Linked DNA regions of Homo sapiens: region 1 is linked to region 2. The links are chromatin loops, found by intact Hi-C in ENCODE. Cell type or tissue: PC-9. All regions are shown on one strand. Region 1 overlaps TP63 (tumor protein p63). Region 2 has its middle 59 kb from the start of TP63.

Evidence for each region. Peaks named below come from ENCODE experiments on the same cell type or tissue, not always from the same donor. Only the 100,000 strongest peaks of a DNase experiment are listed, where the experiment ranks them.
Region 1: a loop joins it to region 2, with 15 times the contacts of the local background. A loop is called at or near these places in 2 of 110 quality-filtered maps.

The regions. Positions count from the first base shown.
Region 1 is chr3:189,837,912-189,845,911 of GRCh38, reverse strand. The region is part of intron 4 of TP63 (tumor protein p63); the gene reads right to left. Among named protein-coding and RNA genes, the nearest start is that of MIR944, 12 kb to the right of the region's middle. In PC-9, no CTCF peak of the experiment used is centred here; DNase peaks (open chromatin) are centred at 3,901 and 4,211; H3K4me3 peaks cover 1,371 bases; H3K27ac peaks cover 3,174 bases.
Region 2 is chr3:189,568,611-189,576,610 of GRCh38, reverse strand. No RefSeq gene overlaps it. Among named protein-coding and RNA genes, the nearest start is that of TP63, 59 kb to the left of the region's middle. In PC-9, no CTCF peak of the experiment used is centred here; a DNase peak (open chromatin) is centred at 4,150; H3K27ac peaks cover 4,108 bases.

The DNA.
Region 1 (8,000 bases), 270 kb before region 2:
AAGAACTTTAGCTCTTTCATCCTCTCCCAGAAGAAATGCCATACTACATGCAAATCTCAAATCACATGGCTATCTTGAGCCCTAAATCTTAGAGACTATGGATGAAATAAACTCTCACGGAACAAAAAAAAATCATTAATTCTATAACCTACCTCTCTTCTCAATCCCTCTTCAAGGAAGGCAACTAGATAGAGTAGCATCAAAGCCCTCCCGAGTCTGCAATTCCAGATCAATTCACGTCTGGCATGTTCTTATACTGAGGTCTTAAAAAAAAGAAAACTCTAAGAAAGGCTTAAATACACCAACGAACATATTAGTCTCACTTTATGCCTGGCTTTCTGAATGAATTTGAATTTAGTTTCTTTAAAAAAGAGAGAAAAATAATGAGATTTACAAATACAATGAATCCTCATTTAACATTTTTGATAGATTTTTGGGAACTGTAACTTTAAGCAAAACACATATAACAAAACAATTTGTTTTTCTCATCACTGTTATAAGAAAATAACATTGTATGAAACAATTACTCGAAGATCTCCTGCACATCATTTTGTTTAAGGTCGCAGTTTACCAAGAACCTATCAAGGACATTGAGGACTTCACTGTTATCTAAAAGATAGCCACTAGTCACAAACAGGAAATGCCAGGTGCACTTCTAATTTATGGCTTCTAGTTCAAAAAACTTAAGAGGTAAAGTGTTGTCTGTACTATCTCAAATAACCCAAAATACTTGACAGGAAGAAAAAAAAGTCAAGCTCTAAAGCTCTCAGAACAATTCCGTTAATCAAGTACAAAGTCTGTCTTAACTTAGTGCTCTCCTAAAACATTCAGTGACTTAATTTTTTTTCTTTTTATAAGCTATATTCCTTGGGACTGCCAAATTAAAAATGTCCTTTTATAAGGGTAAGAGGGTGATGAAATCAATAATTAGAACTGCTGGGAATGAAAAATCATACAAAACAGATGGAGGGTTGCCAGAGAACCAGATAAAGTTCTGGCAGCTAATCTGGTGGGAGGCAAGATTTAGGGAAGAGAAATGAGATACATGAAAATAAAAATTTGAGGGTCCAACAATAACTTTTGATAAGGAGGGTTTGAAAAATTAATTCTAAAGATCCAATTCAGTAAAATGTAAAAAGACCCTTAGCGCTGAGACACAGCTTCAGTTTGGTCTGCTTCAAAGACACTGATTATCACATGAAGTTATATGGGCTAATTATATACTATACTTTGGATTTGTCCTCTACAAAAAAACTCACTTGAAAAACATTTTAAATTTCATATCGAGAAAGATATTATTTTTTAAAAAATGTAATGTTTAAAAAGTGTTGGCCGGGTGCAGTGGTTCACCCCCGTAATCCCAGCATTTCAGGAGGCCGAGTCAGATCACCTCAGGTCAGGAGTTTGAGACCAGCCTGGACAACATAGTGAAACCCCATCTCTACTAAAAATACAAAAATTAGCTGGGTGTGGTGTCACATGTCTGTAATCCCACCTACTTGGGAGGCTGAGAAAGGAGAATCGCTTGAATCCAGAAGGCGGAGGTTGCAGTGAGCTGAGGTCGTGCCAAAAATTAGCTGGGCGTGGTGGCGCGTGCCTGTAATCCCACCTACTTGGGAGGCTGAGAAAGGAGAACCACTTGAACCCAGGAGGTGGAGGTTGCAGTGAGCTGAGATCATGCCATTGCACTCCAGCCTGGGAGACAAGGCGAGACTCTGTCTCAAAGAAAAAAAAAAAAGAAAAAGGAAAAGTGTTCATTTCAATGGCTTTTAATATATCCATCCTAATAAACATCAGGTCAATGTGTTCTGATAGTCAGTGTCCCGAACTACCAAAAATAAAAAGTAGGGGGGGTGAATGGGTACAGGTGGTCTGGGGTTGGGGTGGGGGCATTCTCTTGAGAAGTCAGCTTTAAGTGGTTAGATTGAAAACACTAATATCTTTCAAGAGGCAACTGATCATCCTTCCTTTGACTAGGACCCCAGTTTTGTCATTCTATTTCTAAACTACATGTGTATAATGGGGCAGTAAATATTGCCCAGTGAATCATGGAAACAAAGCCAAGAGGCATTGAGTTTGGCTTCTAGTCCTCTACCTGCCCACTGACTTACTGCATCATCTTGGGCAAATTATTTCTCCTCTGGGGCTCCAACTTTGGCCCCGGATTTTTTGATTCACAAATGAGGCATTCCATTTTAAGACTGTATCCACATCAAAGGAAGGGGAATTCTGCAAAGTGAGCTTGCAAACAAGTCCAAGGCCACCATATCCTTTTGGATCTATCACAATGATCAGGCAGACGCAGATCCCAACATTGGCCCCACAGTCGTCTTGGCAAGGTATTTACTTCTCCCTGCCTCCCTTCCTGCCACAGCCGTCTAGCTGCCAGACATGTACGAATTGTGCTCTTGATCATTTTTTTAAAAAAATCCTTCCTCCAAGCACTTTTCCTGATGGCTCCAGCCAAAGGGCCGCCTGTTGCCACCTGTCAGTTGCGGGGATTAATTACCTGAGCCAAGGAGGCTGGGAGCGGCACATTCTTCCCGGGCCGCGCCCACAAATGTTGACATCAAGCAGGTGGGCTGTCTGCTACTCACTTACCGTGAGGACCAGCCAGGAGCCCACTGGGCCTGGCAGGTGGTGGGAGTGGGGCGACACTTAGACCGTGCCACAAAGCAGCAAAACCTCTGCAGGGAGTAATGTGTCCTGGGTCTTCTTGGGGAGGCCATAGCCAGCTTTGTGGCTAGCCCTGGGCACTGGCCCCAGAGGCAGCTGTGTCCTCCCTGCTGAAGGGCAGCATGTTGGCACCCACCTTGGGAAGGGGCGGGGGTGGAGCTCGCCAGCCTTGTTCTAGTTGCCTGAGGGTATGGATTTGGAAACCCAGTCTAAAAAGATTTGACAGACTTGATCGGTAATTTTGCAACTTTATCTCCCCAGGAGGGTAAAATGACCTTTCATTTAGTGTCTCCTGCCAGGGCCACCTCTGTCAACCCCACCTGACCAGTAATATCATTCACAGTTACCTTCACAGAGCAGACACTGGGAGGCATTTGTCAGAGTGACTGTCATACAGCAGGTACTCGTGTTAAGGTCGGCTTACTCTTACATGTTTCCTAAAGTCACGACCATCATGAGAAAAAGGCCAGGGTGAGATGACACTGATACGTTAGAGGTGTAGAAACAGGAGCTCAAAAGTTGAAAGCAGCACTCCAGTGAATGGTGGAACTGAGAACTGAACTGCAGTTAGTTTTCCCTCTTCTCAGTGCTGATTAAAGGCCTGCAAACCACCTTCCTGACTACTGGACATCTATGTGCTCCCCTGCCCCTCAATAAAACAAACCTGGACATTCCTCAGCAATACAGGAAGACACAATTATCTGTAGAGTCAAAATTCTTCTAGTAGAAACCCTGGATGGGCAGAGAACTCTTACCCCTCACCCCTACTGGACATACCTAGTTTAACTCCCCGATAAATGAGAGACCCAGAGAAAATATCACACCAGAAGTTAGCAATGAGACATAATTAGAACTTGTGGCTTCTAATTTCCAGCCCTGTAATCTTTTCACTGTAAAACATTCCTGTACCTCTTCTCTTTAAGATGTTATTGGTGGGGGACAGGGTTGGTGGGCAGATCGGAGAGCTTTATGGACACAGACGTGACATACACGCGCTCTCTCTCTCTCTCTCTCCAGACAGAAGACAATACGTTGCAACCCCCTTCCACTGCAGTAGCAGCATGTCTGTCTCAGCACACTGCTCTGCAAGTCAGCTATCATTTTCCCTTAAGGTAGAGAAAACATTATCCTCCCCCTAAGGGTGGCTTGCTACTCCCAACTGCCTGCAAAACCGCGGGCTACTACACTATCATTTCTTTCCCCTCTGGGCCCAAACTGGTTTTCCCTGTTCCTTCCTCAGCTCTTACTTTGTTGTATCAAGAAGTCACGCTTCTACAAAAACGATAGCCCTACCTAGAGCTCAGCGTCCTGCCTGAGATATGTTTTACCCCCTGGTCCAAGACAAAGCCTCACGCAGTGGCACCCAAAGTCGTAGGAGTCCTTCCCTGGTAGCTGACCTCCTTCAACACCTGGACGCTAGAGGTGAAAGTTATTGTCTATGCTTCCACACATACTCTTTGATTGTCTTTTAAAATGACTCACAGTATAGAATTCTTAAATCTCTGGTCTCTACTGAAGGTTGCATCATTCCTAACAGAAACACGTTCAGAAACCATTCATTCTGGGAGGCACTCACAGCTCAATTTCTATGAAATGACTCAGGTATCCTTGGCGATATAATACCACACATATTGGTTCTCTTTCCTGGTAGATTTGTGGCTTGTTTTGGAGTTTCATTTGTACATCTGCTCTAAAAGTGAGTCCTCTGTTCCAGTAATGGTAATTTGTATCTGCGGGATATTCTTTTTACCGGAAGACTAGGTAGGCCAGTCTGATAAGAAGAAATGGGAGACTATGTATCGACAGTATGGAGAGTAATGGCATCTACTGATTTCCATAAATGACACCATCACTCACCCATCTGTATAGTCCTTAACAGTTTATAGAGCATTTTCATACAGCTATTAATTTAATCCTCAGCTAACTCTATAAGAAAGTCACCTGTATTCCCTTTCTGTCAAGGAAGAATCAGAATCAGAGACTTAAGTAAACTACTTTGCTCACGATAACACAAAGTTAGAATTCTCCAATCTAGGTTTTAACTTTAAATTCAGGGCCCTTACTGTACATAAGGCACATACTATATGTACATTGCAGGATGTCTTCCTGTGCCTTTGTGGTGTCCTTGCCGTGTTCAAATCATTATACTGCATGCTAGGATGGGAAAAGGTGGGGACAAAGTATCCACCCTCTATTTACAAAAGATCTATATATACATATATATAAACTTATGTATATAAATATTGCTGACCTACAACAGTATATAGCATTAAGACACACATATAATGGAGCATGAATTCCAAAGCGCTCTCTAGCTTCAAAGCCCAAGAAGGTTATTGGGAAACCTTGAATAGTTGTTTTTTTTTTTTTTTTTTTTTGGAGACTGAGTCTTGCTCTGTCGCCCAGGCTGGAGTGCAGTGGCATGATCTCGGCTCACTGCAACCTCTGCCTCCCGGGTTCAAGCAATTCTCTGCCTCAGGCTCCCGAGTAGCTGGGATTACAGGTGCCTGCCACTACACCCGGCTAATTTTTGTATTTTTAGTAGACACGGGTTTCACCATCTTAGCCAGGCTGGTCTTGAACTTCTGACCTCGTGATCCACCCACCTCAGCCTCCCAAAGTGCTGGAATTATAGGCGTGAGCCACCGCACCCAGCCACCGTGAACAATTTTTTAACATTTCACACAAAGAATATGTTCCAAGTCCTTACTGTGTATTCTCACCCTCTCCCATCTCTCTCTCTGTCTCTCTCATAAACACACACACACACGTACACAATCTATTTTTAAAACAAAGTGTTTAATACTGTTTGCCTGAATTTGGAGAAGAAAAGAATAAAAGAATTTGTAAAAAAAAAAAAAAAAAAAAAAAAAAAAGACGAAAAGCAAAAAAGAAAAAACTCAATTCCTTAACTCCTAAAACAACTGTACATCCTCCAATTGGAGCAATAGACTGAATTATGGTAGACGTCTACCTTTTTGAGGATTACTGCATGAAAAAAAAAGTTAGGATCTGCACTTTCAATGAAAAACAACACTTACCACCCGTACGTATACACTCAAATACTCTGAATACTGGGGAAAGGGTAATATGACAGATGTAAAAAATAAGACTTACGCTTGATGTATAAAACACAAAAAGCTAACACGTACTGTGATCTACAGTCTAGGCACTTCGCTAAGTTCTTTATGTCTTATATGATCATCGCAGTAAGCTGTGAAGTAGACATTGTTATTCCATTTGCCAGTTAAGTAAATTGAAACTCCTAAACGTGAAATAAGTTGCCCAATCTTTCACAGCTACTAAGCCAGATTCAACTCCAGATCCCCTCACTGCAGCACCCTTGCTCCTCCCCTGTACAGGGCTGAAAAAGAGGACAGTTCTCTCTGCTGCAAAACCTTGTGTGACTCATTTCAAGGCTGAGATAATACTACTGCCCACTGCAAGCTTGTCCTGAGTGTGGAGAAAAAGCCACATGATATTCAGGGTACAGTGCTTGGTCCAGGGTAAATGCCTGATGAACAGCAGCTATCACGATTGCATCACACTATTTAGCTGAGCTGTTGTTTCCACTAGGCAGTTTAACTGCTAGACAAGTAACACAAGGAATTTCCTAAACAAACTTCTGGAGATCAATCTTTGACTAAGGTACTAGTTAATATTACCGTATAAGAAGATACGTTTTGGGGTGAATCACAAAACAAAGAAAATAAAGGGGAGGGAGATTGAAATAAAAATAGAAGGCCTGTTTCAATACTGGAACTTAAATCACTATAAATGGATGCTCCATTCTATGTCTGAAGTTCCTATAATATTTTATAGGAACCACACTTTACTATTTTTCTTCCAAGGTCGGGGAAGTCCAGGTTCCACTTTGTGCTTCTAACTGCAATATTTAAACCGTAATCCCTCTGTACTGTCCTTCCGGCAGGAATTAAGTCAGATAAGCAAAGAGCTTTAAATCTCTTCATGAAAGAGTGCCGACAATAATTGTTGAGAATCACTGTTATTCTGACATTTTAGATCCTTCATTCTTCTCTCTTCAGAGAAATGGATGCCCAGGTGTAAATATAATAGGATTTAAAAACGAGGAAAATGAGTAGCAAATGGATTTCAAAACATAAACAGAGTCCATGCTCATTGGTATACTTAAATCTACTTTTTCTTTTTCTTTTTTTTTTTTTTTTTTTTTTTTAGCTTAGGATACTAGTTGCTTTTTAGTGCACCTTAAAAGTGAACCTGCAAATGCTGAGAAGTTTAAGGGACTTTAAGGTCCCTTCAACTACAGCTGTCCCCAAGGTTTCAAGTGAACAATAATGAGATAAATTTAGTTCAAGGCTCTACTATCCTATAGGCAAATTGCTGAGTTTCTTTATTCTAGATAAGTACAGGAAACCAATATGCTGAAATACTGAGATCCTAGGGGTATTAAGATACTGCCAAAAAGGAAAGGTGTAACTTAATCAATTAGATCAGATTTGCTCTTTAATACCTTCAAGCCAAGTTTTAAACTTTTGCTCTCCTCTCCTTTTTTAAGGGAACCCCTGGATAATTGAAACAATTTTGAGACATCTATTTCCATCGTTGATAATTAGGTACCGTGTGGGCCACTAATACATAAGCATCTGTGTTGGCTGGGGGTAGGTGTAGGGGGTGCTTGGGGAGAGATTTAAACAAACCCTTTCCTCTACTTGCAACATCTCTTAAAAGCTTGTCATCATGTTACTTCCTATTTCTTTAGAGTTCATTTGTTTAAGACGGAAACGTGCTTCATCTTGTTCGCTTTTTCTGCATTCTTTGTAAACTTAATATTCTAATTAGCCCCAACACGGAAAAGAATGTAACACAACTGTCTTAGTTGTGCCATAGAGTTAGAATCTATCTATTAACATGTTTTAGTAATAACAAGAAAAATAATAAAAACAAACCTATTATGAGAAGCTGCCCATGCCAATAAATTTGAAACATTACCAGGAATATAAAGGAAGGAAGGAAACAGGTGAAGACACTCACAGCAACAACAAAAAGGTAGGAAGAATAAATAGGAGAGAGGAAGGGAGGTAAGAAGGAAGAAAGAGAAAAGGAGGGAGGGGGGCTCAGGAAACTGTGGAAAACAAGTGTCATAGCTTAGCTCATATTTAATCTTGTCACCTCACTAATCCTGACCTCACTATGGCAAGAGAGATGAAAAATTTCCTTCTGCTTAGAGAGTTGGTGATTGAGCTGGGAATGGGGTTACCAGATAATCTCCAGCCTAATTAAAATTTAATTGTAAAAGCAATGAAATTTTTCAGCATAAGTAAGGAATATTGGCCAGGCACAAT
Region 2 (8,000 bases):
AAAATGGCAGCTAATCCAGGGAGTTAAATTTATCTCTAGACCTCTACAAATCACGAATTCTGCATATTCCCATGCTGATGAGATTAAATAAAAATGTAGAGTTTTAGTGATCTAAATCAAGCATGTGTAGGCCCACATTCAAGGGCATTGTTGAAGGGTTTGAGATGTCTCTCCAAGCTTGTTAATTATTCTGACTCAAAGGAATCTCAAAAGAGAAAACAAAAAGTCCAGTTTGGAAATTAGCAAGATCGTGTTCATGTATCTTTGACTTTACACACATATTCTTGTTTGGTGATACAGACTTTATCATGTTTGCCATGAGCTACTAAGCAAATTCACCTGTCTTTCTCTCTTATGTAGCAAGCGAGCTCTAAGACCAGTCTTTTACGTGTGTCACAAGAGAGGAATAAGCCAAACATCAGAGGAATTTTAAGAATTCTGCCACAGGTGTAAGAAAACAAAATTATGAAATGTGAGAATGGTAGGTACCATATATATCTTCTAATCCTCATTTCACACTGGGGAAATTAAAATGCAGAGTGACCTAAAAAATTATACATAAGATCCAGTCACGTCTCTCTTTAAAATCTTTCAATGGTTTCTTAGTCATTCATTCACTCAACAGACGCTTATCTAGCATCTGGGTTGTAGAAATAGCATGTGGGGTGTATAGTGAAGATTTAGTGCTGAATAAAGCATGCTTTTCCTTTTCTTGTGGAGCTTTCATTCTGACATGAATAAAAGTATTTAAAAATTATTTTAAAATAGTTATAAACTTTGAAAAGTGCTACAAAGGAAAACAGAAGGGTTGTATAAAAGGGTGCGCCATGATTCAGATTGGCAGGCAGGGAGCACCTTTCATTTAAGCTACAGTCTAAATGATTAATAGAGGTATCCTAGACAAAGGAGAGGAGTAAGAGTACCCTAGGAAGACGGCATAATAACATATGGGAAAGTCGTGAGACAAAAAAAGAATTAATTGCTTTCTAGTAACCAAGTACACTGTGCCAGGGTGAGGAGAAAAGTAGCATAAAATGGGTTTAGTGAGTTAGACTGGGAACAGATCAGGCAAGATCTGAAGATCATATTAAGGACGGGAATGCATGAGAGTACTCTCATTTTCACTAAATATGATCTCCTACTCTGGCTAATTTGTGGAGTCTGTTGGAAACAGGCAAAATACAAACAAAGTGAGAACTTAGGTGAGACTAGTGTCGTGGCAGAGGAGATGGAGAGTCATGGAAATATTTGAGACATTCTTGCATCATCACGGCTTGACGAATCATTGGAAAAGATAACTTTTGCTAAATGTTATCATAGCTATATGGTATGATAGAAAGAAGGCATTAAGTAAATGTTTGTTGATTCAATTATCAAGACCCAAAAAGGTGAAGTAAGGTCACATGGTCAAGAAAGCCAGAGCTCAATCTAGAACTTAGGTTTCTTGACTCTTATCCACGGACCCTTTTCCTGCTCACTCTTCTGCCTCCAGGCCTTACCAACAGTAGAATTTTGGTATGTTAGTTCTCCTGCACAAATGAAAATGTATACAGTTTGATATCAATGAGACCTGAGTTTAATTCTGCCGTTTTTGGCTTGTTACTCAGGAACTTCTTTAATCTTTTAGTAAATTAATTTCCTCATATACAAATGGTGAGATCTAGTATTGACTGAGTGAATGCTAACGACTAGGCTCAGTTTTCATGGTAAGAACACAACAGTGAACAAAACTATCAAAATCACTTCATTTGTAGAATTTACTTTTGTGTCAAGGAAGTCATAAATGTGCTATTTATTGTCGCCGCTCCATCCCTACCCCTCATCTCAGTAACATAGGGGACTAGAAGCCTACATTTCTCTAACTCACTGGTCAGCTGGCATCTCTGTAAGTTCTACAAAAAAAGGGCATTTGTGGAAGACTGAAAAGCAGAAGACAGGAAAAGGTTTTTTGCTCTGTTTTTGGAGGTGCCTCAGACAGTGACAATAGTAATGGCAACAAGGGTTTCCAGATTCACCACCAGGCAGCAGACTCTAATGTACCATATCAACAAAGACCCATTTAGGAAAAATAGGAGCCACTTAGACATTTCCAACAGAGAACATTTATTGTAAGGATTCAGTTATTTAAAATGTTGAAATAGCTGAAAGGTGAAAAGAGAAACAGGAAATTATCGAGAAGTAGGAATTGCCATCCCAATAACTAGAAGGGCAAAAAAGGAAATGTTTGTCACCAGAATAAAGGTACCATCCATCTTAGCCATGTCTATGAGACTGCAGGAGCACACGCTGCTGCTTCTGCTCCTATTGAAATCTTTACCACTGCTGCTTTACAGGAAGCTAGAAGCCTCTACTCCTACTGGCACTGTAGGTGCCCCAAGTCCAAAGTCTATTACCACTGTTACCCCAAGCTAAATTCCAAGAGTGTTAGGCCATCAAGACTTCAGGAGCCCCTGCTGCTGCTTCTGTTGGAATCCCACAGACTAGGATGGTACCCTGGAGCCCTCAGTGATTGCCAGAGCTATTGGTGTGATCCAAGATAGGGATAGAAACAAAATAAAATGACTTCTCTTTTTCCTCCTGTCAGTCTCCTCACAGATCCTCTCAATGACAGAATCTATCCAGAAGATAAGTAGTAAGGATATCTGGGAAATGTAGCTTAGAAGCTTCTAGCCTTCTGTCATTTAGAGGAACACGGAAGGCAGAGAAGGAGCAGCAAGCCAATAGACAAACAACTATTCCAGTAAACAAAATGTATAAGTAAATTTTATACTGGCCAGGTGCCGTGACTCACGCCTGTAATCCCAGCACTTTGGGAGGCTGAGGTGGGCAGATCACGAAGTCAGGAGTTCGAGACCAGCCTGGCGAATGTGGTGAAACCCCGTCTCTACTAAAAATACAAAAATTAACTGGGCCTGGTGGCGGGAACCTGTAGTCCCAGCTACTCAGGAGGCTGAGACAGGAGAATCATCTGAACCTGAAAAGCCGAGGTTGCAGTGAACTGAGATCTCACCATTGCACTCCAGCCTGGGTGACAGAGTGAGACTCCATTAAAAAAAAAAAAAAAAATTATACCATGTTAGAGGGTAGCAAGCAAGTACTATGGAAAATAAAGTAGGGGAGGAAGATGGAAATTGCTGTGATGTGGAAGGAGGAAAATTTTTAAATAATATGATCCCTATGGGTGTAAGTGAAAACATGACATTTGAATCAAGAGTGAAGCAGGTGATGGAAGAAGCCATGTGGATATGCTGGGAAAGAGTGCTCCAGGCAAAAAGAACAGTAAATGTAAGGGCCTTGTGGCTGAAGTTGGCCTGGGGTGTTGACAGAACAACAAGAATGCCAGTGTGACCAGAGCCCAGTGAAGCAAAAGAATGTGCAGAAAGACCAGAAGTCAAGAACAACAGGAGAGCAAAGAGGAAATGGGACTGCATCAGGCCTTATAAGCCACTGTAAAGATTTATTCTTTCACTCTGAGTAAGAATGGGAGCTATATGTAGGTTTTTAAGCAGAAGAGTAATAAGAACTGACTACTAGAATAATAGTGTTCATCTCACAGAGTTACTATAAAAAGTACAGTGTTTAGAACATTGTAGGGAAGATAGTACAAAAGTTATTGTTAATCCACTTCTTATGATGAATACTAGACACTGTAAGTATACCTTCTGATGGAATCTGCTGTTGTCTGATCCCTTCAATACTCTTAATTATATAAATATCTCCTCCTTCTTCCAATTAAGGTTTGGTCATTTTGCTGAATAATTAGACTGTGGAGGAGTTATGATACAGCAGTGAGAACTCCAATCCATCAGATAACTAGTAATCTTGTCCACAAAGTTATTAAATTATTCCCTCATCAGAAGCTTAGTAAACTGTCCTCATATGTCCCTGTACCCTTTAACAGGCAGGCCCCAGCCAGCTTTCTCACCCTTCATTGTAACCTCTCATTTACCCTAACAGCTATTTACATTAGTGTGTGTCTAGGAGTCTTTTTAGGCTCTGATCAGATGCTAGAGGAATCAGATAATGCATTGTCATGATTCACAGGGACAAGTAGGAAATAATTCCAGACAGTCAACTTATCCAGGTAACCAAAGGTGTAAACACTAGGTCTTTCAAACCAGCTTCAACCGTACGACAAGAATCAAAAGAGTGATGAATCATTTGCTCTTTAGTCTAGAGTCTAGACCCTTTATCACCTCAGCCTACAACTATGACCAGTTCTTACCAGTCAAGTACTTTGTAAATCATACAGATTTCTAAACTCTGCATTGCTTATTAACTTTGTCATTTTCTATGGGAAACAGGAATTGAGAAAGACAAAGGGAGAGAAATGACAAATATCCTAAGAATGAGTTCTGTAAGACTTTAAAAATATTTCTCAAAATTTAGCATGCTCCAGAATCACTTTTCAGGCTTGCTGAAATGCAGGTTGCTAGGTCCCACCTCCAGAGTTTCTGATTCAGAGTCTGGGACAGGAACCCAAAATTTGTATTTCAAACACATTTCAGGTTGATGTTGCTACTCTGGGGACCAAACTTTTGAAAACCACTGCTCTAAAGCATTGACCTTCAAAGAATTTGTTAGCATGTCTCAATATAATTTTGAAAATGTATGTACCTTTCTTTACATTTTTAAGTTGATATTTTAAATTTTTCATCATAAATTGAAATAGCCGCAAAGTTAATAATTTTCAAAGTACTATAAATATTGACATTTTAAATAAAGACTATTAGTTTTTAAATAAAACTTCTAAATGATTCTAATAGAATATAAATACCACAGTGATTTAATCCATAAACTCATCTTTTAAAAAATACATGAGAAAGCTCATTCTTAATACCATTTGGAAATATGTCATTCTATTTTCTCCTTTCAATCATACATTCATCCCATTGCCCTTGTATTATTTTATTCTCTTGTAGTATACTTTTATCTATAAAAATTTTAATATGATTACTTATCTCTACTTGTCTGTAATAAAGCACACATATAAATTTAAGCCTATTTTTAATGACCTGTGACCATAAGACACAAGTGCTAAAATATTACTTCTGGATTAGGCTATTATAATGATTATTATTAAAAATAATTAAAGCAACTGATTAAAGTAGACTTTCTGATATCAATATTCTTAACGACTACTTTGTTGGGATCCCTCAGAAATTTTATACCTCAGGTCTTGAGACCAAGGAAGATAAGAGACAGATTCCCTGTAGTTGTTAGTGAAAGTGATGTCACAGTGAGAGAGTCAGATTGTAAGAACTGTGTGAAGTCCTCAACTCCTGGATTTTTCTTATGGAAAAAGAAGATATGTATATACTGAAGATCTAGAAATTATTTTGCTTAAAATTTTGTATCATTCCTTTGTGTCCCTTATGCTGCTCTGTGTACCTCAAGGGGTGATCAAGACTCCAGTTTGAAGATTACTTAGAGACTAAGGCATTTGTTGGTTTCACTTTCTACATCTCACTGACATAGGACTCTACATGATTTTGAAGTAAATAACTACTTCTTCTTTATTCATAACAATAGTCACAACTAACATTTATACATCACTTTTCAATTTATGTCACCTTATTGTACATTACCTCATTTTATCCTTACAAAAACCTATAGAAAGGTAGGCAAAGAAAACATTATTGTCCTTATTTCAGAGTGGAGAATTATTTTCCAGGAGTATATTGCCTAGTGCCACACAGGCAGTAATAAAGCCTAGTTTCAAATTCCCCTCACTCTAGTTCCAATTTTCCATTGAATTGTACCAGACCTGGGGCTCTCTTAGGAAATGACCAGATTGAATAACACAGGCTCATCTTCCTACTCAGGAATAGGGGATGTTTGCATTTTCAAGGTGAGGGCCTTGAATGTTAGCTAATGAAGAACAACAGTTAAACTGGAGACAGAACTGGTGAAATAAACAAAGGCTAGAAAGTAACTACCAGAAACAGAGAAAAGCCTCGAGCCTTGCTGTTTCTCATTATCCTTTGGGGAAGAGCTTTTCACCCCATCCTTTGGGGGATGATCCCAAAAGATTGACTTTATAAATATTCCTCCCATTCCTGAAAGCAGTAATGTGCAAAGGGATGAGAGGCACCTTAAGCACAGTTTGCAAGAACTGATGATGGCGAGGCTATCTCATCAACAGTTAGTTTTCATGCTATAAGGCTTCAAATTAATAACCCTGTTCCCCCAAAACAAAACATCTTAACTTAAATATTGAGTATGAAGTGGGAGCATAGCATTAACATAATCTGTTACATGTGAAATTACTTTGGAATGCTTTCTTAGATCTTCTGCAAAAATATTTATTTCTGGCTCAACTTATGGTATTTCTGTAATATTTCTTTGCTGTTTTTATTATATTCTGTAATCAGCTTCTCCAGCACAGGTCACTCAAGCAAACCTTTGGTGAGCATCTATTCCGGCCACAGGAAGGCTGATCTAACAACAATGTGCAGATTGATATGGGTGCCATGTGGGACCTCCTTTGATGCAAAGTCAAGGAGAGGGTTGATAAGGACCTAGACAGTGGGTGATGTTTCAGTAGAAAGAAGAAACCGAATGTAGCTGGCACTGTGTGGTTAGGATATACAGGCACTGGTTGTGGAAAAGATGTGGGAGAGCCCCATGTGAAGGATGTATAAAGATGGTTGAATTGAATGAAAGTGAATTACATTTAAAGTCACCATCTTGGCATGAAGAGCTTTACTTGATATGGAGCTGAGGAGTGATTCTCACACTATTTCAGGTGACTTTCTTTATTTCTGACTCTGTCTCACCTGGGCAGCTTTGTGTGCTCCTTCTGTCCTGCGATGCTAGGAAAAATAGTAAAAGCCTGTACTGTGGGCATGTTACACTCCTCGGAGGACAGAAACACTTGCACAGCATAGTGGAATACAGCTTTGGTCTTGTATTGGGAAATTTGACTTTGTGTGTTGGCGCCACTGTTTACCAAATGTCACCAAGCCAAAGTTCACTAGATAATAGTGAGGACAAAATAAGATGCCAGAGAGTAAACTGTCTAAACTGTTGTGTACTATGCAAATAATATGAATATTTATAACCCGTATGGCTTATTTAATTTTTTATTTAGAAAGCAATAGAAATACTTAGATAGAAAAGGAAAACTGAGCAATAGAACACTAGGTTTGACTGAAATGAAAGTGTTTTTTTAGTCTTGAATGAATTTTGACAGGTCACCCTGTCAGCTCAATAGATTCTGTATAGCCGGAAACGGTAAACTACAAGTTTTCTAATTTAGATCTCTTCAAGGGGGATTTACTTAGGAATTATAACATGACAAAACAGCAGCCCTGCTTTAGAGGAAGCCAACAACATCATTGCTGGCTCCAAATGAATGGCTGCCATGGACAAGCACTCCTTGTCATTTCCTTTTCTCGTGGCGCTTTTCTTTGCCTCCCCAGAGTCAAAACAATGGTAACTGAGAAGCTGGCATCAATGTGATTGACAGTAAGTATTCCAAGACAGCTGGTTGATTGATTGATGGACGATGATGAATGTTGTCTAAAAGAACAGAAAGCTGTTTCCTTTTTGAAACCATTCAAATTTGGACAACGTAGGCCAAGAATCATACATTTATAAATTTAATGAGCATAACATTTTCAAATAAGCAAACAATGATCAAAATCACCACCCACCAGGAATCACATACATTGATAAGTGTCAAGATATTTCAAACATCAGAAAGCTGCTTTTTCACCTGCCCAGATTCCACAAGTCCCAGTTGATGAAATGACATACAGAGAATATGTGAATGCAGATTCTGCTAATGATAACCATAGCCAAACCACATGCCTGTGCAGTAATTTTTCTTACTTTATCTTATTGCAAACCCTTTAGTTGGTGGCTAGGGACGGTAACCTTCAAGATCACACAGCCCAAAAGCTTCATTCTATTATAAGTGGAGAAGACCAAAGCCTTACTAGAGAATGTCTCATGGCAAATTATTGGTGGAAACATGATGACCTTTGCCCACATCC